3 separate regions of the Mus musculus genome follow, and regions 1 and 3 are each linked to region 2. A link is a loop called in an ENCODE intact Hi-C map of the cell type or tissue named here. Cell type or tissue: gastrocnemius. All regions are shown on one strand.

Region 1 (8,000 bases), 320 kb after region 2:
CTTCAGCAGCCATCAACCTTGCTTTAGCTTTCCAGCAAGTCTTCCTCTTAGGCTTTCGGGAGTCACTTCCAAAGCAAAATCAACCTGTGCAGCCCCGAGACAGGCTGAAGATCCTCTCCGGGATCAGCTCCGTAAGCAGCAAGAGTGTCCCAATCTGCTCAGAGATTTCAAGCTCCCTCCCCTTCTGTTAACCGTAGATTCTTTCCTCATACAATACAGTCTGGATGGATCCAGTTTCCCCTCCTTCTGCTCCCAGTTCCTCTGCACCTTCCCTCTTGTCTGGATCGACCCTCCCCTTTGTGTCTCTAACTAGAAGAGAACAGGCTCCTTAGAGATACCAACCACACATAAGAAAATAAAACAAAAACCATCATGTCGAAAGTTGGACAAGGCAAGCCAACAGACAAAAGAGGCCAAGAGACGGCACAAAGATCCCTTACCTGCTCAGGAGTCCCTTAGCAGTACTAGTTGAACGCTATCTCTCGTGCATATGCAGAGGACCTGGAGTAGACCCATGCAGGCCCTGTTCCTGATGCTTCAGTCTCTGTGAACTCATTTGAGCTTTGCTCAGTTGTTTTAGAAGGTCCTGTTCTCCTGGTGTCCTCTGTTCCCACCCCCACCCCCACCCCATCTCTTACTACCCTCTCCTCTTCTGAGTTCTGACGGGAGGGATTGATGGAGACATTTCTTTGGGAGCTGTGCGTTCCAAGATTGGTTAGTCTGTCTATATGTCTCGTTCTTTGTTTCAGTGTCTCTGTCTCTCTGTCTCTGACTCTGTCTCTGTCTCTCTCTCTCTCTCTGTCTCTCTGTCTCTCTCTCTCTCTGTATAACGTCTGGCTGTGGGTATCTATATTTCTTTCCGTCTGCTGAAGGAGGATTCCTCTATAGCTGAATAAGGCATTGTATTTAAGGATATAGCAGGATATCATTAGAGTCATTTCATTGTTACTTAAAAACAAACAAACAAACAAACAAACAAACAAACAGTAGTATTTGGTTTTACCCTAGGTCCAGGTTATCTAGATTCCTATTCTTGGTCACCCAAGCAGTGTCAGGTCTGGGTTTCATCTCATGGAGTGAGTGGATCTTCCACCAGATTAGACATGGTTGGTCTCTCCCACAAGCTTTGTGCCACCATTGCCCTGGCAGATCTTGGAGGCAAGAACAGAGTGTAGATAGAAGAGTTTGTGCTGTGTTGGTTTTTGCCTTTCTCCTTTGTGAGCCTGTAGAGAACCTTCCCATGGCATAAACACTAGAACACAGTGGTGAGGGTCGTATGTAAGCAACAGCTTGGCCTCTTCATGTTCAAGAGCCGCATGGTGGTGTTCTCAGCAATGGGCTCACTGTCCATTGATGACTCCAACTTCCTCTGCCCCTCATGCCCATGATGGAAAAGGCCAGCAGCAAAGTAACCCTGAATCCCAGCTTTCTTTATGGCACAGTCCTTTGTCCTTCTGGCTCCTCCCCAACTCTCACAGCTGATCACTTTCTTCAACTAAGCCTGGCAAGCGACTTCCCCAAACATATTTTGATCAGTGTTAGAGAGAATGAAGATTAACTACAAGTGGCTTCCTTCCTTCAAAAAGACCATTAGAGTGTGAGGGTCCTGTCCTTCCTCCCTCCTTCCCACCCCCTTTCCTTCCCTTTCTCCCTTGCTCTGCCTCTGTCTTTCTGTCCTCTCCTTTTTCACCTCCCCCATCCCCTTTAATCCTGCAACAGGTCCTTGCTGTGTTGAAGTCAGGGATGGCTCTCAAGGTAGAAATGGGAGTTCAGCAGTAGATGATGCCTCATATGAGGTTCTGAAATGCCAAGACTGAAATATCAAGGCTGTGGTGTTGGTCCCTGGTGCCAGCTCTTGCCCTGCAAAAATGACAAGAGTGTCTCTAACTTCTGGTTTCCCTTCTGGGGAAAGAATTGGGTGTGTTCCCCAAGGTGAAGCTGCAAGACAATGTTTCCACAGCTTGATCTGTTGACTTCATTCTCTGAGTTATTTCATACTGTAACATTAAAGTATGGGCATACATACATTGATATGTATAATAATAGTAAAAGATTACTTAAGAGTATACTTTGAAGTATACACACTGACATTAGTATATCTATACCATGTAATTGTTACATAGTTGTGGAAATACATGAGTAGATTTATACATAATTCTAAGTTTTGCAAAATGTTTACCATGCTGATGATCCTGGAACAACCTCCTTGAAGACTCCAGTATTTTAGAATGCCTCGTTTGGTCTGCTGGTATTTTAGAAGATAGGGATGGTTTTGTTTTTCAATTTTTCATTCTTAAAATCTGATCCTTTAGGACTGGAGAGATGGCTCAGCGGTTAAGAGCACTGACTGCTCTTCCAAAGGTCCTAAGTTCAAATCCCAGCAACCATATGGTGGCTCACAACCATCTGTAATGAGATCTGATGCCCTCTTCTGTTGTGTCTAAAGACAGCTACAGTGTAGTCATATACATAAAATATGTAAATAAATCTTAAAAATACAAAATCTGATCCTTTAGTGGGTGTCTCTTCCCTTTGCTGCCATTGGTGAGATGTTTTTTTGTTTTGTTGTTTCACAATCAATAATAGCTCCTCTCCATGCTGATAACTTGCGACTTTGCTTTTAAAGCCTTTTATTTTGACTTCAGAATCTGTTTCAAATTACTAATTTGAAATCCATAAATCTAAATTTGTGAAATTTCACAGAGTCTTAGAACATGGAATTAAAAAAGAAAACCCAGTTAACATAAAATTTGGTAAGTTTTCTCCACGAAAGGAACAAAGCCATTTTTTTTTTTAGAACTTTAGAAACCTGAATTTTTATTTTCATTTTTTTAGGAATTGTGGTTAGTCAATGCCAGTATATCAAAGGTGCACTTTGTCACAGTGACCATAAATATTTCTGTAGGGACTTAGATGACCTCACTTCTGTCCAGGCTGGAATACCTAGAGATTCCAAGCTGCCTGAAGATTGCAAAGTGGAATTTTCCTCTGGTGGGTTTTGCTCTCTCCTGCCTGCCTGCCTGCCTCTACAGTCATGGTGCAACACCGAGCTTCACCGATAGGTGGCGCTGCTCAACACACGATTTATTCAGATGTGAAACAATCCTGATTTGTGGGTTTGAGTTTCTGAAATCTAATGAATTCAACACTGTGTCCTTTCAGAAAGACAGAAATATTCAGCATTAAGTTTCCACATCTGAGGAATCCCATGATGGTGGGGGCAGGGCCAGGGGGAGGGAAAAGGAAAGTGGGGGAGGGTCAGGGTCTGGGTCAGGGTCAGGGTCAAGGTAAGGGCGAATGAGAGGGTTGAGAGGGTCAGGGTTACGGGGAGGGTCAGGGTCAGGGTCAGGGGAGGGTCAGGAGCAGGAGCAGGAGCAGGGTCAGGGACAGCTGTGATTAACTGTCTGCTTTCAGGGCCTTGGTGACTCCCCTTCACCACGCCCATCAGATACTTATTTTCTTTACTGGCGTCCTGGCTCAAAACATGCCCCCCTCCCGCTCCAACTTTATTTTATTTTATTTTATTTTTAAAAGCTTGGTCAGATCACATCTATGAGGTCTGCTGTGTGTCCTGTGACCCGGGCATTCAGTAGAGCAGAGACAGTTAGACAAAAGGAGGGAATCTAAGGTTCTCCTTGAGGGTTTAAGATCTTGAGTCAATTTTCTTCCTGTTGGTAACAGAGACTTGTGACCCTCGGCTAGAATGAATGTCTCTGAAGGGTTGTTTGCATTAACTGCTTATTAATTTGTTTATCTATTTATTTGTATTTATTTATTTTTTAAACTGTGGGAGGTTTGAACCTGTGTTATTCACATAGACCAGGTCATGACCTCTCTCTCTTCAGATGCAGTTGTGCTCTGTCCACATTTGTTTTGCCCTGTTCCATCCACACTGCTTCAGCAGATCTGGTGGTCACCCTGTCAGGGAATTTTGAGGTAAACACTAGATGTCTTACCATCTCCCCTTATGCTAATGTAATCTAAGGTCTAATTTTTAGTGATAGTTGGATGAGAATAAAAAGTACTATTTTCTAATGTCAATTAGTGTGCAGTCAGTGTTCAGCATCCCCATATTCTGCAAACATCCTGTCTCTTTCTTTTCCTTTTTAAAAAATTAGATTCAAAAGACACTATGTGTCACCTTTGATTGCTGAACTTCATCAGACAACAGTTTGAAACAGTTTTCTCCTTTCTATACTTTCCCCTGTCTTTAAAATATACATGTATATATTAATATGCAAATATAAAAATAAATATATATATATGTGTAGCTACATGTAAATATATAATAAAATATGTATTTAAAATATTTTTTAAATTGATTTCACATGTATGGATGTTTTACCTGTTGTACACCTCTGTACCATGTGCATGTAGTTACTCCTGGGAACCAGAAGAGGGCGTCAGATCTCTCCATAACTTGTGTTCTGAATGGTTGTGAGTCAGCCTATGGGTGCTGGGAATCGAACCCTGGTCCTCTTAGAAGAGACATCCGTGATCTTAACCACTGAGCCACCTCTCCAGTCCTTGGCCCCTCCTTTACTTTTAAACATGTGCTAAAAGCAATGGCCCTGGAACAGAGCCTTTTGCACTAAGCTGTTCTATCCCTGTGAACTCTGGCAGAATCTTGTGTTTTCTATAGTCAGGAGTCTACATCTGGATGCTAGATCATGGTCAAGATAACAATTTTAAAAAATATTTATTTATGTTGTGTGAGCACCCGTGGAGGCCAAAAGAGGCCAAGACCCCAGGGAGTTGCAAGTCACCCAATGTGGGTGAGTCAGAAACTTAGTCAGGAGATGCATAGAGGAATACACAATTCAAGGATGACCCTGTACAATTCTTGGGTGAAATGTCAGGGTAAAAGGGTTTGCTTCCATGCGTGATGACCTGAGTTCAATCCTCGGTGGGCTGGGCTATCAGGTAACTGTGGGGAGGAGCATACCTGGCTATAGTCAGGTAACTGTGGGGTGGAGTCTAGCCAGAATGCCAGGAGCTTGGGACATTGTCTGCATGACTGATAGTCACACACCTCTCCTGTGGAGACTGTGGGGGCAGTAACTTCGACAGGAGCCAGGGGTCCAGGAGGGGTATCCCATGTAGGTGGAAATCACCACCCATTGGGACCCCCAGGCTTTAAGACCTATGCTCGACTGGAGACCAGGCTGTCTGTGCACAGCCCACTGCCCCACATGTGGGTACTGGGATGGTGCCCACAGTTCACTTTGATGCCATACGACATGTTTATTTAATTGCCAGTGGAGGGATGGCTTTATCGTTCCACTGTCAGGAGTGTATTTTATAGCATAACAAATACAAATCAAAAAGCAGCCTATGTTTTAAAAATGTATGGTAATTATGTAAAGCCAACTTCACCCGAATCTCTGCATTTACAAGAGTGTAAATCTCACAAAAGCAGCGCGAGTTTCCACGGGCTTACATGTTTTATGCATCCTGAGTCTCAGCGTGGAGAATAAATTCTGATTCGTCATTCCAGAAAAGCTCAAACTTCCTTTCTGCTCTCTGTATAGGAATTGAGAGCAGAAACCCACCCTTAGATGAGAAAGTAGGTAAATAAAGCAACTGGGGTGAGATGTTTGGGAAGGGGAGTCAGAGGCCTTGTCCTTCCTCAGACAGATGCTGAAGGAGGGTAGCACTTTTTGTCAAGGGTGTGGACACTGGTAGGTCCCTCCCCCCACTCCGTGCACACCCATGCGCATATGGGAAGCACAGATGGACACAATGTCTTACAGATCAAATAAATTATAAAAAGAGAGTATGAAGTTGGGAGGGGGATATGAAGAAGTATCTTGGGGTGGAGCTAGGGTTAAAGAGGAAGAGGAGGGTATGATCCAGAGACATTGCCTATGTCTATAAAAATTTAAAAGAAAAAGTAAAAATTAAAAAGGCTGTGGTGCACTGCAAAAGTACCTTAGGCAGTTAGTTGATGAGAATTATTATTTTTTTTATTAGTTTTGATTCTTCAGCAGCTGAACATTTGTCAAGCTACTTAAAATTCTTGCAATTTTTCTTTTAAAAATTGAACAAATGAGCTTATGCATCATCCATCTAATTTTGTATTTTCATCACCATCATCACCACCACCACTGCCATCACCATCATCACCATCGATGGGGGTGGAACCTGGGCCTTCCACACACTAGGGGATTCCTCTGCCTCTGGGCCACACTCCCAGCGCTCCATGTTTATTTAAAATGCTTTCTTCAGTTGTTAGAGCCTCAGGACTCCTCAGGTACTCCCTGGTACTTAGAGTCTGGGCTGGACCTTTCGTTGTTCTCTGCCCTTCTTTTGGTGCCCATGTTGCTGACAGGCTGCTGCGACCGAAAGAGTGGAGGTGGAGCATCCGCCAGTCCAGTTCTGCTTCCATCTTGCTTCCCCCCACCCCGCCCCCTCTTGACCCTGGCTGTTCTTTAATCCTGCCTCACCTTGGAGATGCTAGACAGGTCCCTTACATAGCTTCAGTGTTTGCACCCGGCACTACTTGCAGGACAGGGAAGGGGAGGAGTCTGTAGGTGAGGGGAGGAGACTGTAGACGAGAGGAGGATCCTGTGCTGGATTCAGTGCCACCACTGAGTAGGCCTTGGTCTCCAATACCCATAGCAGCTGCTTCCAGTCTGGCCGTCCTATCTAACATTGTTTTCCTTCCTCCGTTTGCTTTCATCTCAGCTCAGGTCTGTGAACCCAGGCCTCTACACAAGTATGTCTGAGCTAAAGATCCTGTGTTCCATATGTCCTGTGGTCCATCTGTCTTGCACTCAGTCTGTCCTGTGCTCAGTCTGTCCTGTGGTCACTCTGTCCTGCAGTCCCTTGGACCTTGCAGTCCCTTGGACCTTGCCCGACTGGGAAGCATGATCGTAGAGAGATGGGATCCTGCAGATCATGAGGAAAGGTGACCCTGGCCATCGTTAGTTGCTTTAAGTAAATATTGCTTGGATTTGTGACTTTCTTTTTCTCTGTGGCTACAGAGTTCACAGGGTTCAGAGTTTACAGAGCTCAGAGTTCACAAGCCTCTTCCACATGGAGTCCATCCGGGATCACTTGCTCACATTCTGCTTTCCACTTCCTCTGCAGCTGGAGCCAGGCTCTGGGTTAGAGACCCACCATCACTGGTGGAAACACCGGTGAATAGTCTGAGAGCAACTTAGACCTTTGTTCTCCGTGGGAAGTGCTTGTGATTCTGGGTAAGTTAGGATTTCCATTTTGCAAGACAACTCCTTGAGGCAAAATGCTGAAGATCTGAATAAAAGGAATAAAAGGAGAAAATGAGCTGGACTCACACAGAGCGGGAAGCTTGTTCCGGAGCTTGGAAGGTCACGAGGGCTGACAGGCACCATCTAGCCCGATTATTCACTGTTTATTGGTGATTATCAATGATCATCAGTGTTTATCAGTGATTCTGGCCTCCCTGAGCCTCATGTGGTCAAGCCTGGGCTCACATACAGAGACCCACCAGCACAGAGAGCACGTGAAGGAAGAGCTCTCCTTATGCTGCTTCCTCGGGTCCAGAACCTATGAGGAGACACTTGTACTCCTAAACCCCTGGAAATGCCTCTGTCACCCCATCTTCTACTTAGGACCATGGTGCTGGGACTGGGGACCTGTGGCATGCTCTTGTTTCTTCAGTTGTGAGGGGGCGGGAGGGTGTTGTATCAATCTCTACGTTGCCACGTCATCTGTACGACTCCTTGGTTTTCCCCTCGCCTGTATACTCAATTCCTCAGATTAAATTCTACCTGCTAGAAATAGCTAGAGACATTTCTGTGTTCTGAGGGAAACTCAAAAACTGTGTCACTCAGGGCTGGAGTGATGCTCGGTGGTGAAGAGCGCTTGTTGCTCCTACAGAGGGTCTTGATTTGCTTTGGGAGTCCTTCTGTAGTTCCAAAGACATAAAAAGGGGAAATGAAACTTCCTGCTGAGCACTTATCCACGGGTGAGTCCACACATATTAAACAAGTGCACAATTAGTTATTAGAGTCCAG
Region 2 (8,000 bases):
CTGGCTTAATCCATTATCGTCATGATGGGAAACATGGCAGCGTGCAGGCAGACACGGTACTGGAGAAGGAGCTGAGAGTTCTACATCTTGATCTGCAGACAGCAGGAAAGACTATCCACCACATTAGACATAGCTTGAGCACAGGAGACTTCAAAACCTGACCCCATGGTGATACTCTTTCTTCAGCAAGGCCACACCTCCCGATAGTGCCACTCCCTATGGGCCTATGGGGCCATTTTCATTCAAACCACCCCAGTAGGAGGAGGACAAAACCTCATAAAGTTAGTGGTTAGATCTCCCTGTAGTAGAATTTCAACTCCTAGTTTTTAATTTCGGACGCTTCTGGATGAGCAAGTCAGTCTCTTTCTGGTTTTCCTTCCTTGTTTTAAAACGAGGATAAGAATCTTCACACCCAGCAACCGATGTATTACATAGGTTCCTGGTGGTTCAGGCTGCTCTCGGGCCCTCGGGAGGTGAGAGCAAGCAACCACGGGTGGGTCATCTCACACCACTTTTTTTTTTTTAAATCCTAAAACGAACGCAAATATGTTGTTAACCAGAATATAATTTTTTAATCTCTTAAGATTCAAAACAAAACCTCACATGTTGGAGACGGTTGTGTGTTTTCAAGGACGCTGTCGGAATGTGGTCTAGGAACAAAGTTGTGTGAGGGGAATTTTTAGTGCTTGTGAGAACACTCCAAGAAAACAAGTCCCCCCCTCCCCTCCCCCAAAACACAGACTTGTTCTTGGAACGTGTTTTCACGATGCTCCCAGGTGTAGCGGATAGGAGCCGGTTTACTGCAGATCACTCATTATTGCCCGCTGTTGTTAAATATCCTTTATGTGGGATTAAAAAAACATGCTTTTGCCACGTGCAGGTTGTCCTGGTGATTGTCCACAGTCTGAGCTCACGAGAACTTTACTCGTGTGACCTTTTAAACTCTCCGAGTAGAAACAGTCTGAGACTCCGAATACAGTTGACTACTGCAGCAGACTTTGGTTCGCCTCATTCATTGGCTCCATTCTCCCAGGTCCGGCCCTCCTGTAGAGCAGTGACAGACACAACGTAGAGAGAGGACTCAGGCCTGGCCTGAGCGTGGTTCCTTTTCCCATCAGTGGGATTCAGCTTGGAGCATCAGAGTGGGTCTCGCCACTCTGGTTTTTTGGTTTTTTTTTTTTTTTTTTTTTTTTTTTTGTTTTGTTTTTCGAGACAGGGTTTCTCTGTCCTGGAACTCACTTTGTAGACCAGGCTGGCCTCGAACTCAGAAATCCGCCTGCCTCTGCCTCCCGAGTGCTGGGATTAAAGGCGTGCGCCACCACGCCCATCTGGGTCTCGCCACTCTGAGGGAGTTAAAACTGAGGACGGTGTGTTTGAAATGCTTGGATACATTTGTTCCCGCTCATTTATGTACCCACCGTTAGCACCCCTTTCTAACGGTTGACTCTGCACACGAGCAGATGTATATATTCAGTGTATTCCCATCTATTACCTGTAATACAACTCATAAACCCCTGGGTTTTGACAACACGTCTTGGCAATTATTCACATAAACCCACAAGACTTTCTATTTTTATTTTTATTTATTATTATTATTATTATTATTATTATTATTATTATTATTGTGTGTGTTTTTTCAAGACAGGGTTTCTCTGTGTAGCCCTGGCTGTCCTGGTTTGTCTGCCTTACAATGTTCTTTAACATGAGCTCCGTCGATTATCTGCCATTCTGCGGTTAGCTCCTTGGGATGCTCTGTGTCGTTTGCTGTTGCAGATGCTGCTGTATTGAATGACAGTGGCTGTGTGCATCTTCTGCACTATAAATGCCTCTAAGTGGAGCAGCCAGGTTAAAAGCACCTGCAAGCTGGAGAGATGGTTCAATGGCTAAAGAGGGGGTTTTGTAAAGGGCAGTTGTGTGGAGTTTCCCTGAGGTTGCCCGTGTTCATACACGCTTCCACAACTAGCTGCCAGGAATCCCTCCCAGCTTTCTACCTTCTGTAATAAAGATTAGTATTTTCTTAATTAAACAAAAGCCCACAGCTGGGTGTGGTGGCTCACGCCTTTAACCCCAGCACGTGGGAAGTAGAGACAGGCAGATCCCTGAGTTCGAGGCCAGCCTGGTCTCAGAGTGAGTTTCAGGACAGCCAAGACTAAGACAGAGAAACCCTGTCTTGAAAAACCAAAAGCTGGGGGCTGGAGAGATGGCTCAGTGGGTAAGAGCACTGACTGTTCTTCCGAAGGTCCTGAGTTCAAATCCCAGCAACCACATGGTGGTTCACAACCATCCGTAATGAGATCTGACGCCCTCTTCTGGTGTGTCTGAAGTCAGCTACAGTGTACCAACATATAATAATAAATCTTAAAAAAACAAAAAACAAACAAAAAGCTAAACCCAAGCAAGTCAGCATCCCCCAACAAGCAGACATGAGATCTTGTAGAAGCTGCAGAGAATTTAGGTTAAAAGTTATTAATTTTTATGTGTGCATGAAGGTTTTGCCTGCATGTATGTATGTGCACCATGGAAATGCTTGATTCCCAAGGAAGTCAGAAGAGAGCATCAGATTCCTCAGAAATGGAGTCAGAGGTGGTTGTGAGCCACCCCATGGGGGCTCGGTACACAGGTCCTTATCAAGAGCAGTAAGTGATTTTAACCGTTGAGCCATCTCTCCAACCCCTCTCCCATCTAAGGTTTTAATTTATGGTCAGTTAAGAAAAAAAAGGGGGGTGGGGCTGGTGAGATGGCTCAGTGGTTAAGATCAATGACTGCTCTTCTGGAGGTCATGAGTTCAAATCCCAGCGACCACTTGGTGACTCACAATCATCTGTAATGAGAAATAAAGAAAGAACCTCTGGGCTGGAGCAAGTGGGGGGGGGGAGCAAGGTGGAGAAAGGGAAGGGGAGAAAGAAAAAGAAAGAGAAAAATGGGAAAAGGTTAGAAAATAGTTACCAATTATAATGATACACAGAACAGTACATGTTAATATGCATATTGTTTTCTGGGCACAGTTCTGAGTCTATGCATGCTCTTCTACATGAGCTTCACTCCTGACACAAATGTACGTGTGTAGACAGCTACACTCTGATGCATATTTGCCGTTACACACTTGGGGTCACGCCGGGTGTGTCATCTGCCATCCTGTCTTCTCGGTATTGCGTTCATTTCTCCATTATACGGCACGAATTGATGCCTCCTAGTTTATAGACCTTTCCTTTTAAAGTTGGGAACAACGCAAGCAGGTTTGACGCCTACTGATACCCGCTCAGAAGAGGCGGTACTCAGTTAATATTTACCCAGCTCCCCTTAAACACTAAGCAAATCAAGTTAGCGCGAGCCAGTGATTGACACCTTCAAGCCCAGGCTAGTGAGAGAAAGCCTATTTGGCCTTCTTGCTTCCCGTCTCCGTTTTAAGGGGAAAGGTTTGAAAAATTTCCCAGACTTATTACAGACTTAGTTACACAACACTGTTTTTTATGAGGAATTCAATAAAAGCCCAAAGCATAAGTTATGGCCCTTCCTCCGTGCCAGAATGCAGCGGGGTTTATCTTCTCCTACTGGGGCAAAGTTGAATACGTTCCATAAAACCAAACAACCTGAGATCTAGGGTGAATTGAGCCAAATGGTGAATAAAAGGCAAATAAGTAAATCAAGAAATCCTGAGGGGGAAGGACCTGGGCTAGTCGCTCCCGTCCAGCTGAGACGCCGCGCTGCATCTCATCAGTGGCCACAAGATGGCGCTATATCCCCTTTAGTTCCCGACGGTCTTGTAGCTGGCTGGGGGGGTGGGGAACGAACATGGACAGGAAGCCTCAGAGTTCTGTGCGGAAAAGCAACAGTGATTTTTTTTTTTTTTAAACCCCAATTCTGGCATTCAGCCAGGCTAATAAAAAGAAATTCTTTTTAAACCAACAGTATGAATTGAAAAAGGCTTTTAAGAAACATCTGCACAGAGAAACCTCTAACTCTAAAGGAGTCCAGCCTCATATTTATACTGTATAAATTAAAATGGAAAATAAAAGCCCATTTGGGCCAATGTGTGTATTCTCCAGGGCAAGCGAAAAGTACTTGTGAAGTCAGTTCACTTTCCAAATGATGGTATTAAATATAGAGAATATGAGAGCCCAGAACACTCAACACTCAACAGTGTAGGCTTCAAAGTTCAGCCTCCCTAAACAAACACAGTCAACCAAATTTCCCTCACAGGCTCAGTTTCGAGGGTAGAGGAACTATTCATTTTTAACTTTCGGCTTCCCCTGTTGCTTGCATAACATGGCTTCCGGGCATGCGTGGCACACACAGGCAGCTGTGCCCTCCCTGGCCACGGGAGATCGGGAACGGACACCGTCGTCTCTGTCACCATCTGGAGAACTAAAAGTCTCTACAACATCCAAAAATTGATGTTTCTATTTATACCGAAGGTAAGGAGATGCTTTAGAAAGCCAACCCTCAGCTCAATAGCTTACATCAGTTGCCAACTTGACACATCTGGGCAGATGGAAGCTCAGCGGAGTAACTGCCTTCATCGTATTGCCTGTAGCCACGTCTGTGGGACATTTTCTCAATTTCTAATTGATGTAAGAGTGGGTCCCAAGCCCACTGTGAGTGATGCCACCCGTGAGGAGATAGGGATAACTAACTGTACAGGAGCCTAGGGACCAAGGCAGTGTTTCTCCCTGGTCTCTGCATCGGTTTCTGTGTCCAGGTTCCTGCCCTGTGTTCCAGCCTGCCTTGGTGTCCCTCAATGATCGACTGTAGCGCCTGAAGGATGTTATTAAACCCTTTCCTCCCAAGGTGCTTTTGGTCACACAGCACATAAAAGCAAATAAGGACAATCGGATCAAAGCACTGTCTGGATGGTCCCGCTGGCTGACGGCACTGCGTATCCACAGCTTCTGGAGATTAGCGGCATTCCGTAATGTCTACCCACTGACTTCGGCAATGGCTGGCCCAAATCCTGACCTGGGGAATTTGTCTCCATGTGACTGTATTGGGTGCTGGGAATACTCTTGGCTGCCATGTTTTCTAGCTTGTGAACCAAAACAGGGAAAAACTGGTTTCTAGGCAGAGATAAGGCCAGAGTGGTAATGACTTTTCCTTGGATGGCAGCCAGGTGTCAGGACTCAGCTTGTCTTGGTGCTCACAGTCATCAACTTTTGGATTTAGGAAGAGCCTTCGTCCACTTTGCGAATAATGACGTTGATAGCCACAGCGACATATGAGGAGACTTTCCAGAGAGTACCCCGGAGCACAGCCGTTCTGCCCTCTCCTCTCTGCTCCTGTCATTCAACCAGATGCGTATGTTGTAGGATGCTTTCTTTGGTCTTTGGAGTCAGTTGTCCTGCTTATTGAGGGATAATAGAAGTTTTCTAGAAGGTTCTCTAGGAATGCTCTGAAAGACGACTTCTAATATCTGTGCCCAACCCAGGCTACACGAGCGATTTTCAAAATTATTTCCTAAGAACATTGATCCTCCGGGTGTTAGGGGAAAATAATTCACCTTTCATGCCAGAATTCAAGCTGAAAGTAGCATTGTCTCATGAGTACTTATGTTTTTTATAAATAGCACTTATTTTCCAAAGTGAAAATTTTGTTTTACATCATTTCAAAAGATTGACCCTGAATGTGTGTGTCTTAGTTAGGGTTTTACTGCTGTGAACAGACACCATGACCAAGGCAAGTCTTACAAGGACAACATTTATTTGGGGCTGGCTTACAGGTTCAGAGGTTCAGTCCATTCTCATCAAGGTGGGAGCATGGCAGCATCCAGGCAGGCATGGTGCAGGAGGAGCTGCATCTTGATCCAAAGGTAGCCAGAATATATGTGTGTGTGTGTGTGTGTGTGTATATATATATATATATACATACATACACATATATATATATATATATATCCTCAAATTCCCGCCTCCACAATGATAGACTTCCTTTAAGAAGGCCACACCTCCCCCAATAAGGCCACAACTTCTAATAATGCCACTCCCCGTGGGTCAAGCATATTCAAACCACCACAATGTCAAAGGCACAAGTTCCTGGTTGGGGTCCTTGACTGTTTAAATATATATAAAAGAAAAATCCATTTTTTCCCCTCTCAGTCATTTAGTTCCCAACAATAACAACTCTGAGACTAATTATTTGTTAGTAAATGCCTACATCATAAGCTTTGGCTCATTTCCCGAGTAGCTCATAACTTATTTAGTCCATTTAAATTATTTCTACATATACCACATTATTAGTTACCTCTCCTCAGCTTCGTATGTCTAAGTTTGGGCGGTCTCCCCTTTATTCTATCCTGAATTCAGTTCCCTGCTGATTAGTTACCCAGCTTCTTCCTCAGCGTCTGGCTGGTAAATCTTTTATTCTAACCCTACGTTCAGCTCCTTGACTGGTTTTACAGCAGTCCTCTCTGTGTTCCCTGGCGAATCTCTCGCCGCACAGCTCACTATTTCCCAGAATCCTCTCTCTTCCTGCCAGTGTCCCACCTCCTATTTCCGGTCTCAGCTCATTGGCCATCGGCATTTTTTACTGACAGGTGTAGCTTACTACAGAAAAAGCCCGCCGAGGAGCTCTGACCGTGCACCATTTGTTTTTCTCTGCTTTTGACTGTGGATGTAATGTGACCAGCTGCTTCCAGCTACTTTGGATATGACTCCCTACAGTGATGGATACTCAGCTGCAGTTGCGAGCCAGAATAAACCCTTTCTCCCTTAAGTTATTTTTCGTTAGGATATTTTGATCACTAAGACAATTTCCTTTTACCTTGACAAATAGTTTTCTATCTTGTGGATGTACCATGTTTTATTTGCTCACTTCTCAGTTGATGGACCTCTGCTTTCTCTTTGGGCTGTTGTGAAGAAAGCTATGCCAAATACACAGTACAAGTTTTTTTGTGGACACATATTTCTGTTTTCTCTATGTGTGTACTTAGGTGTAGAACTACTGGGCTAAGCATTGTTTTCAATGATAAGCAGTTTTTTTTTTAAGATTTATTTATTACTTATTTTTATGTGAGTACAGTGTCTCTGTCCTCAGACACACCAGAAGAGGGCATCAGGTTCTCATTACAGATGGTTATGAGCCACTATGTGGTTGCTGGGAATTGAACTTAGGTCCTCTGGAAGAGCAGCCAGTGCTCTTAACCGCTGAGCCATCTCTCCAGCCCCCCTCTTCTGAGTGTTCTTAAACTCTTTCTTTCAGTCCTTTTCAGTCATGGACCTTCAGCAGTACAGTACTCTGAAAAAGTATAGACAAGTTTGGCCACCACTTTCTCTTTCTTAGCATTTAACTGAGTCGATCTGAGTTCTTCCTTATGAAGTTGAATACCAGTGTGGAAAGTAGAAAGGGTATTTATTCCATAGTGTGTGTGTTGAACTTATGGTGCTAGGTATGGTGGAAGACTTGGAGGATGAGAGTTGGAGATAGAGGTTTGTTCTGTGGAACTTGTAGCCTCCTGGGGGGAGCTGAGAGACACAGAGATCAGGACTTGGAGACAAAGAGGGCGGGGCAGGCTCGGGAGGGCAAAACCACCAGGCCCAGGGGTAGAACATCGACCAGCCCTTTGGGACTTCCCCTGGATGATTTTATTGGGAAGAAAATAGGTACAATTGAACACTAAGGGACTGTGTTAGTCGGGGTTCTCTAGAGTCACAGAACGTATGGGATGTCTCTCTATATATTAAGGGAATTTATTGGAATGACTTATAGTCTGCAGTCCAACTAACCGAAAATGGGCAGCGGTGAATGGGAAGTCCAAGGATCTCGTAGTTGCTCAGTCCCATGAGGCTAGTGGTTTCAGCTGGTCTTTTGTATAATCCTGGAGAAGTAGGCTCTAACAGATGTGCTGGCAAGTAAGTGCAAGCAGGTGAAGAAGAGGTCACTCTTCTTCCTCCTTCTAGTGTCCTTGTGTAGGCCTCCAGTAGAAGGTTAATCTGAGGTGGCCCAGATTAAAGGGGTGTACCACCATACCTGGATCTGCTTTGGCCCAGGCTAGCCTTGAACTCAAAGAT
Region 3 (8,000 bases), 130 kb after region 2:
CTATTGGGTTCCAAAGTGCTGTGAAGATAAACAGAGACTAGAAAAAACAATTTGTTCTGATGGGGGGGGGGGGATGGGGAGGTGTGGAAAGTTTTGAAATTTCTTCTCTCACAGCACTCTCGCAGGTGGCACAGTAAGATGCCTGCTAATTTTAGCAGGAAGAGAATCAGAAGGGCAGGCATTCTTGGGAGGGTTAATCTTGGTAACACACCCACGATTTCATTACCACGTGTAAAAGGATACGACGGTGTTTCTTAGTGTCTGGGGTACCAAGGAAGACATTGCATTAAATGATGCTTCGGCAGACTCTGTAGAATGCAGCCGATGTGGCAACTCAAAACCCTTATTGATTGTGCCGGGACTATAATCAAATGGTATGTTTACACGAGTCACACCACAGGAGTCCAATGCCTAGAGTCAAGAGGTGGTTTTGCCAGTTATAAATCAGCTTTCTCACAGGGACAAAAATGAATGACTGGGTTTCCTCTCAAGAGTTGTGTTCATAGCCTCTATTTGAGAGATTTTTGGACTATCTAGTTGGAATGAGTATTGATAATAGAAATGCCCAGGGAAGCCTGGAGTAGTGGTGCATGCCTTTAATCCCAGCAGTTGGGAACCAGAGGCAGATGGAGCTCTGTGAATTTGAGGCCAGCCTGGTCTACTTAGTGATTTCTGGGACAGCCAGGGATACACAGAGAAGCTGTCTCAACAAACAAACAAACAAACAAACATCCTCAGAGAAAGGTTTTATTATATTCCTTTTAGATTATACCCAAAGCTTTATTTCTATGAAACTACAGTTCAAGTCACCTTGAACTACAGTTCAAGGGTTACAGGTGACTGGTATATTCTGTAGCATTCTCCCACCCCCATCACCCGCTTTGATGCCAGCAGGAATTGTTCCTTGGCTGCCACTCCATTAGTTTCTATCTCTAATATCTGTTGTCCTACCAGGAAGATTCTCCATCACCATTCTGGCTAGGAAGGGTGGTGGTCATTGGCCAACTCCTGTATATATTGCTTCCTTAATTGTACAATGACTTGGGCTTGGGTGGTGGGTAGGGTCACCACTACCAACTGTCCAGTCTCCAGAAGCAACTGTACTTTACCCAACTTCCCTTTGTCTTCCAATCTCAAGCCACTCAAGGAAACAGGTATGAGTCTGTTGCTCTTCAATGGGGCCTGGGGCTTCTGGGGTGATCAAGGTTGGCTCGGTAGAATTGATATGCAAATGACTCTCAGAACAGAGAGGCCTCAACCTCACCAGAAACAGGTGAGAAATTTTATGATGAAACAGCATACCAAGACAGTAGCCCACTGGGGCTTTAAAAGAGGATGGTCCGAGGAGGAAACCCCAGAGAATAACACTGAAAAGGTTTTCGGTGGCTCTGTATTCATTTGCATGGAAGGAGATGCCACCCTTAGGAGCTCTCCTCTACAAAAGCCAGCCTCTATTAACTATGTGTTAGCTACATTGCCAGGCACAGAGCAATGGCACTATTGAGTGTATTTTACACCACCATGTAAGCTGCACAAGAGGTTGGTTGGTGTAATAAAGTCAACGCAAAGGTGTAGTCATCGTGGTCTCAGGAGATTCTTTAGACCTGGTTCCAGGGTGAGAAAGTTTGCTGGGGAACCAGTTAGGGTAGTTTTCAGATTCTGTGCTCCTTACAAGTTTGCCCAGGCTCTTGAATTCTGAAAGACAGACACCACAGCATCTACTTGTGCTCAAACGCATTGCCTTGTGGGAGAGAACACTTTCATATGCTATGGGTTTTAAGCAAGATGGTCCACTTTTCTATTCTTGTCTTCTTGTCATGTTACTAAATGCAACAAAAACATATGATGCTCTTAAAGGGACTGCCCACACTCCTGTTTTGGCTGGACTGTCATGAAAATGATTAAATGAGCCATAAACAAGAAAATAACTGCAGATTATACCACTACCATGAGGCTAGTGACCTGGACCAAACTTAAAGGGACCTGCTTATCTGGTGATGTCCAATTGGACCCCTCCCAACTGAAAAAGCGTTACCGTCTTAGAACAGACAATGCACTGGAGTATGGACAGTGATGATATTATGCCTGGGGATAGAGAAGTGATGGTTTCATGGCAGCCACTTGAAGTCACAAGTATAAAACACAGTCAGTGCACTGACTAAAATCCACATCAGCTTGTATACAGCAACTGGAGTGCCCACCATTCCCTGCTCCCTGTCCCGGAAGAGGTTTCTTTGTGTGTGCGCGCACATGCGCAGGAGCGTGTGGAGGAGGGCATCAGACTCCTCAGAGCTGGACTTAGAGGAGGATGTGAGCTGCTTTTGCATGGTCTTTATTCAAAGCACGTTGTGTCATATTTCAGATGCAATACCCACACTTTAGGAAGAATCAAGCTCTCCAATATTTTTTCTCCTCTAAAAAAAGGAAATGCAAGAGATCTAGAGGTCTAGAGAGGTGCCTCCGCCATTAAGAGCACTGGTTGCTCTTTTGGGGGACCCAAGCACCCATATCTGTCAGCCCCTAGTCATCTTTAACTCCAGCCTCTCAGAGTCAATTCCCTCTACTGGCCTCTGAGGACGTGCACACACCAATTATAAAATAGATCTTAAATAATAGATCTGGGCCTTTTTCGGTTATAATTTTGTTTTTATTTAAAGAAGTGTTCCTTCTAGAAGTATTTAAAGGCTTCTCGTTTGGCCAATTTGGGGTAAGTATGATCTCTTTTATGGTTTCTGGGGTGATGATTCATATCTAGACTCCAGCTCTGTGGTAAGGGAGACTGCCCGGAGCTCAAGTCCATAGGAATTTCCAGACTACTCTGGGCTATAGACTAAGACCTTGTGTCAAAGCAAAATAGAATGAAACAACACCAAAAACAAGGGTAAACAATAATCCACAGCTCCACTTGTTACAGTTTGTCCCCTTCCCGTAAATATCACAAATATCACACTGTCCACACTGGGATTCCGTTTCTTTGACTCCTCAGAGTTAGAGCCACTAAAAGAGGCACCTGTTCCAAGGGGCTGGGCGGTATCATTCTCAACATAGCACTAGGCCACCACAAACACTTACCAGCCAGGGTGTTGCAGCTGCGAACATTTCCTAGCATATACATAAAGTTCTGACTGTGACATGGATTGCAACTTGGTATGCAGTATCTGAATGTTCCCACGTCACTTGTCAGACATGTAATCTCCAGCCACAAGATGCACAGACAATCTATCTTGTGGAGACAGGACACAGCACTGGATTTGAGGAAAAGCTATGATAGGAACATCCTCAAATCCACTCAGGGATGTGTGGAGAGATGGTTTTCACTGCCCTGAATTTTGTGTACAAACCCACCCTTCTCAGCCCACATCTGTCAAGACCAGTTCAGATCTGACATCACGCAACCCTTTTGTAGCATATGTGTGGTTTCCTTCTTGCCCTTAATTTCACAGCAGGAAAAAGAATAAAGTCCGTTCAGCAAACAACTTAAACACAGCCAGAGAGATCCCGGAAGATAAATTCACAAGGATCATGGGAAGCTCTTGAGGTACCCTTGCAAACAAACAAACAAACAAACAACAAACAAACAAACAAAAAACCTGCCACCTTGTAAAAGTTGTGTCCTTTGAATAAAAATGTCTCTGAGCAGAAACGAAATATTTAAAGAACAGTGTTAAGACCTCAGCATCTGAAAATTGTACACTCAGGTTCTCGCCTTCATCTTTCTGGGATGCACCCTGTGCTGGTTTGCCACCACCACAACAGGAAGCCCTGTGCACTACCAGAATTGGATGCTGTTCGGAGCTGTGTCTCCCCAGATTGCCATGCTTTACATCGTAAAAGGAACATTTTAAAATTAACGTTGCCACTTACAATCTCCAAATCGAATAGCCATCCTCCGTATATCAAGTCAGTCTGCTACCCTTTCTAGACTAAGCCACCTACCCTTATTTCTTTGTCCTATTCCTTACTAAATCTACCATCAAACCAATTCTTCCATACGTAGTAACCTCAGAGTGAGAACAAGCATGGATAGAGACTTGGCAATGCCTGGAATAGTTTTGATTTCTCCATAAAGGGCAGAAGCTTTGACTTCTTGCTTTCAAGCATCTATATTCTCTACACGCCCACAGGCACAGGGTCACCTGAACCAGTGGCTCTCAGCCTTCGAATGCTGCGTGACCCTTCAATACAGTGCCTCATTTTGTGGTGACCTCCAACCATGAAATTATTTTCATTGCTACTTTGTAACTGTAATTTTGTTGCTGCTGTGGAATGTACCATAAATATCTGGGGTTTCTGATGGTCCTAGGCAACCTCAGTGAGAGGGTGGGAGACCCACAGGTTGAGAAGCACCGGCCTAGGCTATGTGTGTACAGGTCATATATAGAAAGACAAAATGTAAACCTCATATAATTCCATCCCAAACGTTGTGAAATGAACTCTTATTTTGTTTTCTCAGGTTTAGTGGGTTTTCTAGATAGACACAACGGGATAGAAATGATCACACCACTGACAACTTGAAGGAAGCAGTTGCAGGACCTAAGCAGTGGACAGACTGGCGCCAAAGGGTTAGATCCTGGCCTGTGTTTTGGGCCACTGCTGCCCTCTAGGGGACATGTGTGAAATGAGTCAAGTTTCTAGAAAAAAAAAAAAAAAAAAATCAAGACCGAAAATCATTCTATCCCGTCAGCTTTTATGAAAGAAGACAACTAAAAACTCATCAAAACAGGTTCGTGGATTATCTATACGAATGACACAGAAAACAATCCCACAATCCCTCCAGACACGCGCTTTCCCGGGCCATCTGACTGAGACTCACTCTTTGAGAGAAATGCCTTTTTTTTTTTTTTTTTTTTTTTTTTTTTTTTTTTTGTCAAGCCTGGTTCTCCGCAGTATTTTGAGCCTGTTATTTCTTGTCCTGCCAGGGAGCAGCTGCGGACTATGACTAATGTGTTACTCACTGTTTATACGTTCAGCTCTTAGCTTCCAGGGCCCCAGAAACCAGAAACTCCGGCTCCTTCCCTTTTTATGAAGTCAGTTCGTTCCGAGGAAAATATGCAAACATTTCACCAGTTGCCAAATTGATACTTATTTCTGGGCAAGGAGCGTCACTAATTTCACGCATAGGGAAAACATTAACTCATGGTGTTTTTTTTTTTTTTTTTTTAAACACTTGGAAAACTAGGGATACTATCTGCTCTTTTCTTCCTAGATTTCTTAATAATAATTAAAACTTCTATGTGTATGAGTATTTTGTCTCTATACAGCACTTCTATGCCTGGTGTCCCAGAGGACAGAAGAGGGCACTGGATCCCCTGGAACTGGAGTCATGGTTTGTGACCCACCATGTGGGTGCTGGAAACAGAAACCACGGGGCTTTCTGAGGGATCAAAAGGTGCTCTTCAGGCTAAGCTGCTTCTCCAGCCCCCCCTCCCCCAAATCTTGGCCTTAGCGGAGAGTTTAAATGACTCACAGAACTCAAACTTCCCTGTTTGGGGGATAATTTCATGACTTCAGGAAAAGCAGGCTTGTTTCAGTACATCTATCGCCCATCCATTAAGCATTTGCTGAGCTTGTCGTTGCTCAGCAAACACCATGTCAAGGGTGCCAAGCATGTAGGAGAACCCGAGCATACAGGAGAAAGAAGGTACCATTTAGGAAGCCTGGATCTTTGGTCTTTAAGTTGATTTGAAAGTAATAAACGGATTCAACAGAAACCACACTTTTTTTGAACCTTTGTGTTTTTCACAACACAACATTCAATGCTCTTTCGTAATGGCAGGCATCGGCAGTGTGGAGGCCAGTCAGTAGTGGGTAATGGCAGTCAAGCACTATGCTGCACAGTACCGAGTGGGTGTGGTGGTTTGAATATGCTTGGCCCATGGGAAGTGGCACTATGAGGAGGTGTGGCCTGGCTGGTGGAAGTACATCACTGTGTAGGTGGGCTTTGAGGTCTCCTAGCCTTCATGCTCCACTCAGTGCAGAAGAGACCCTACTCCTGGCTGCCTACAAAAGAATCCAGGGCTGCCTGCTGATCAGATAGAGATGTAGAACTCCCGGCTCCCCCAGCACCATGTCTACCTGGATGCTGCCATGCTTCCACAGTGATGATAATGGGCTGAACCTCTAAAACCATAAGCCAGCCCCAGTTAAATATTTGCCTTTGTAAGGGCTGCCTTGATCATATGTCTCTTAACCGCAATAAAACCCAAACTAAGACCGTTGGGAAGCCGTGAGATTCAAGTGTGTTCGCATGCATGTGTGCTGATGGAGGCCCTGGATTATTATGGGGTGTCTTCTGCCATGGCTCTCCACCTTGTTTTTTGAGACAGGGTTTCTCACTGCACTTGAAGTTCGGTGCTCTAGGCTAGGCTGTCTGGCCATGAAGCCCCATCTCTTCAGCGCTAGGAAAAACAGGCACCGTAGTCATGCCTGGATTTTGCATAGGTATTGGGAGCTGAACTTGGTAAGCATTTTACTGAGCCATCTCCTTATCTTTAAATGCACTTGGACCTACATTATTTTCAACTTAAGCCAAGGGCATCACATTTTACTCCTGTACATTTCATGGGATCCAGTAAGTATTGTTGAAACAACTTGTTTTACGTCTATAATCTACTCGGCTTCAAGAATTCTGAGAATAAATACAATTGTGGGACTGGAGAGATGGCTCAGTGGTTAAGAGCACTGACTGCTCTTCCAGAGGTCCTGAGTTCAATTTCCAACAACCTTATGGTGTCTCACAACCATCTGTAATGGGACCTGATGCCCTTTTCTGGTGTGTCTGAAGAGAGCTACAGTGTACTCATGTAAAGTAAGTAAATAAATAAATAAATAAATCTCTAAAAAAAAATACAATTGCTTTTTTTTTTTTTTTTGTACTGCTAGGATCCAGAATGATTGATTCTTTGTTATCTATTAGTAGTCCTTTTGGTGAGTATTATTATCCCAGGTTTATAGATGATGAACAGCATGACTGACTTAGGGAGGATTATTACTACTGTGATAAAACACTCCGGGAGGACAGGGCTCATTTGACTTCCAAATCACAATTCATCATCATAGGCAGTCAGGACAGGAACTCAAACAGGACAGGAACCTGGAGGCAGGAGCTGATGCAGAAGCCATGGAGGGATGCTGCTTTCTGGCTTGCTCCCCATGGCTTGGTCAGCCTTCTTTCCTATAGGACCCAGGCCCAGGGATGGCACCACCCACAATGGCTCCAGCCCTTCCCGTTTATTGCTAATCAAGAACATGCCTTGCATGCCTGCCTACAACCCAATCTGTGGAGGGAGGCATTTTTGCAACTGAGGCTCTCTCCTCTCTGATGACTTTAGTTTGTGACAAGTTGAAATAAAACTAGCCCAAACAACTGGCTCCTTGTCAATTTGACACTTATAAGCACATCGCCTTACAGTTAGAACCTTTCCTTTCTCATGTATCCCCAAGATGGTACGGTAATGTTGACATCCCATAAATAACTTTAAAGATTCCCACAGAATTTTTACAAATTCAAACATTTTAGAGCTTCAGTCTCTTTAAAATGTCCAATCTCTCTAAAAATTCAACAGTTTCTTTTAAAATCTCAGCTGTGGGCTCCCGTAAAAAATCAAAATTAAATACTGCGTTAGTCAGGGTTCTCTAGAGTCACAGAACTTATGGAACGTCTCCATATATTAAGAGAATTTATTGGAATGACTTACAGTCTGCAGTCCAACTAGCCCAACAATGGGCAGCGGTGAATGGGAAGTCCAAGGATCTCGTAGCTGCTCAGTCTGTGAGGTTAGGTGCTTCAGCTGCTCTTCTGTATAAGCTGGAAACGTGAATAGGTAGGTTCCAACAGAGTTGCTGCCTAGTACGTGCAAGCAGACAAGGAAGAACGACTCTTTCTTCTTTTAATGTCCTTATGTAGGCCTCCAAGAGAAGGTTAATCTGAGGTAACTCAGATTAAAGGTGTTTATGCCTGAATTTGGAACTTGCTTTGTCCCAGGCTGGCCTTGAACTCA

The links. Hi-C counts contacts between places; a loop is a spot of excess contacts. Peaks named below come from ENCODE experiments on the same cell type or tissue, not always from the same donor. Only the 100,000 strongest peaks of a DNase experiment are listed, where the experiment ranks them.
Region 1: a loop joins it to region 2, with 4 times the contacts of the local background. A loop is called at or near these places in 6 of 42 quality-filtered maps.
Region 3: it touches region 2 in a loop (4-fold over the local background); 12 of 42 quality-filtered maps call a loop at or near these places.

Annotation. Positions count from the first base shown.
Region 1 is chr10:69,000,729-69,008,728 of GRCm38, reverse strand. No RefSeq gene overlaps it. Among named protein-coding and RNA genes, the nearest start is that of Gm33035, 29 kb to the left of the region's middle. In gastrocnemius, a CTCF peak has its summit at 3,057; a DNase peak (open chromatin) is centred at 3,060.
Region 2 is chr10:69,317,162-69,325,161 of GRCm38, reverse strand. No RefSeq gene overlaps it. Among named protein-coding and RNA genes, the nearest start is that of 4930423B08Rik, 7.1 kb to the left of the region's middle. In gastrocnemius, a CTCF peak has its summit at 3,703 (motif pointing right); a DNase peak (open chromatin) is centred at 3,732; H3K4me3 peaks cover 751 bases; H3K27ac peaks cover 1,410 bases.
Region 3 is chr10:69,183,013-69,191,012 of GRCm38, reverse strand. It overlaps a transcript of Rhobtb1 not described here. Among named protein-coding and RNA genes, the nearest start is that of A930033H14Rik, 26 kb to the left of the region's middle. In gastrocnemius, a CTCF peak has its summit at 4,606 (motif pointing left); DNase peaks (open chromatin) are centred at 4,588 and 4,908; H3K4me3 peaks cover 913 bases; H3K27ac peaks cover 1,823 bases.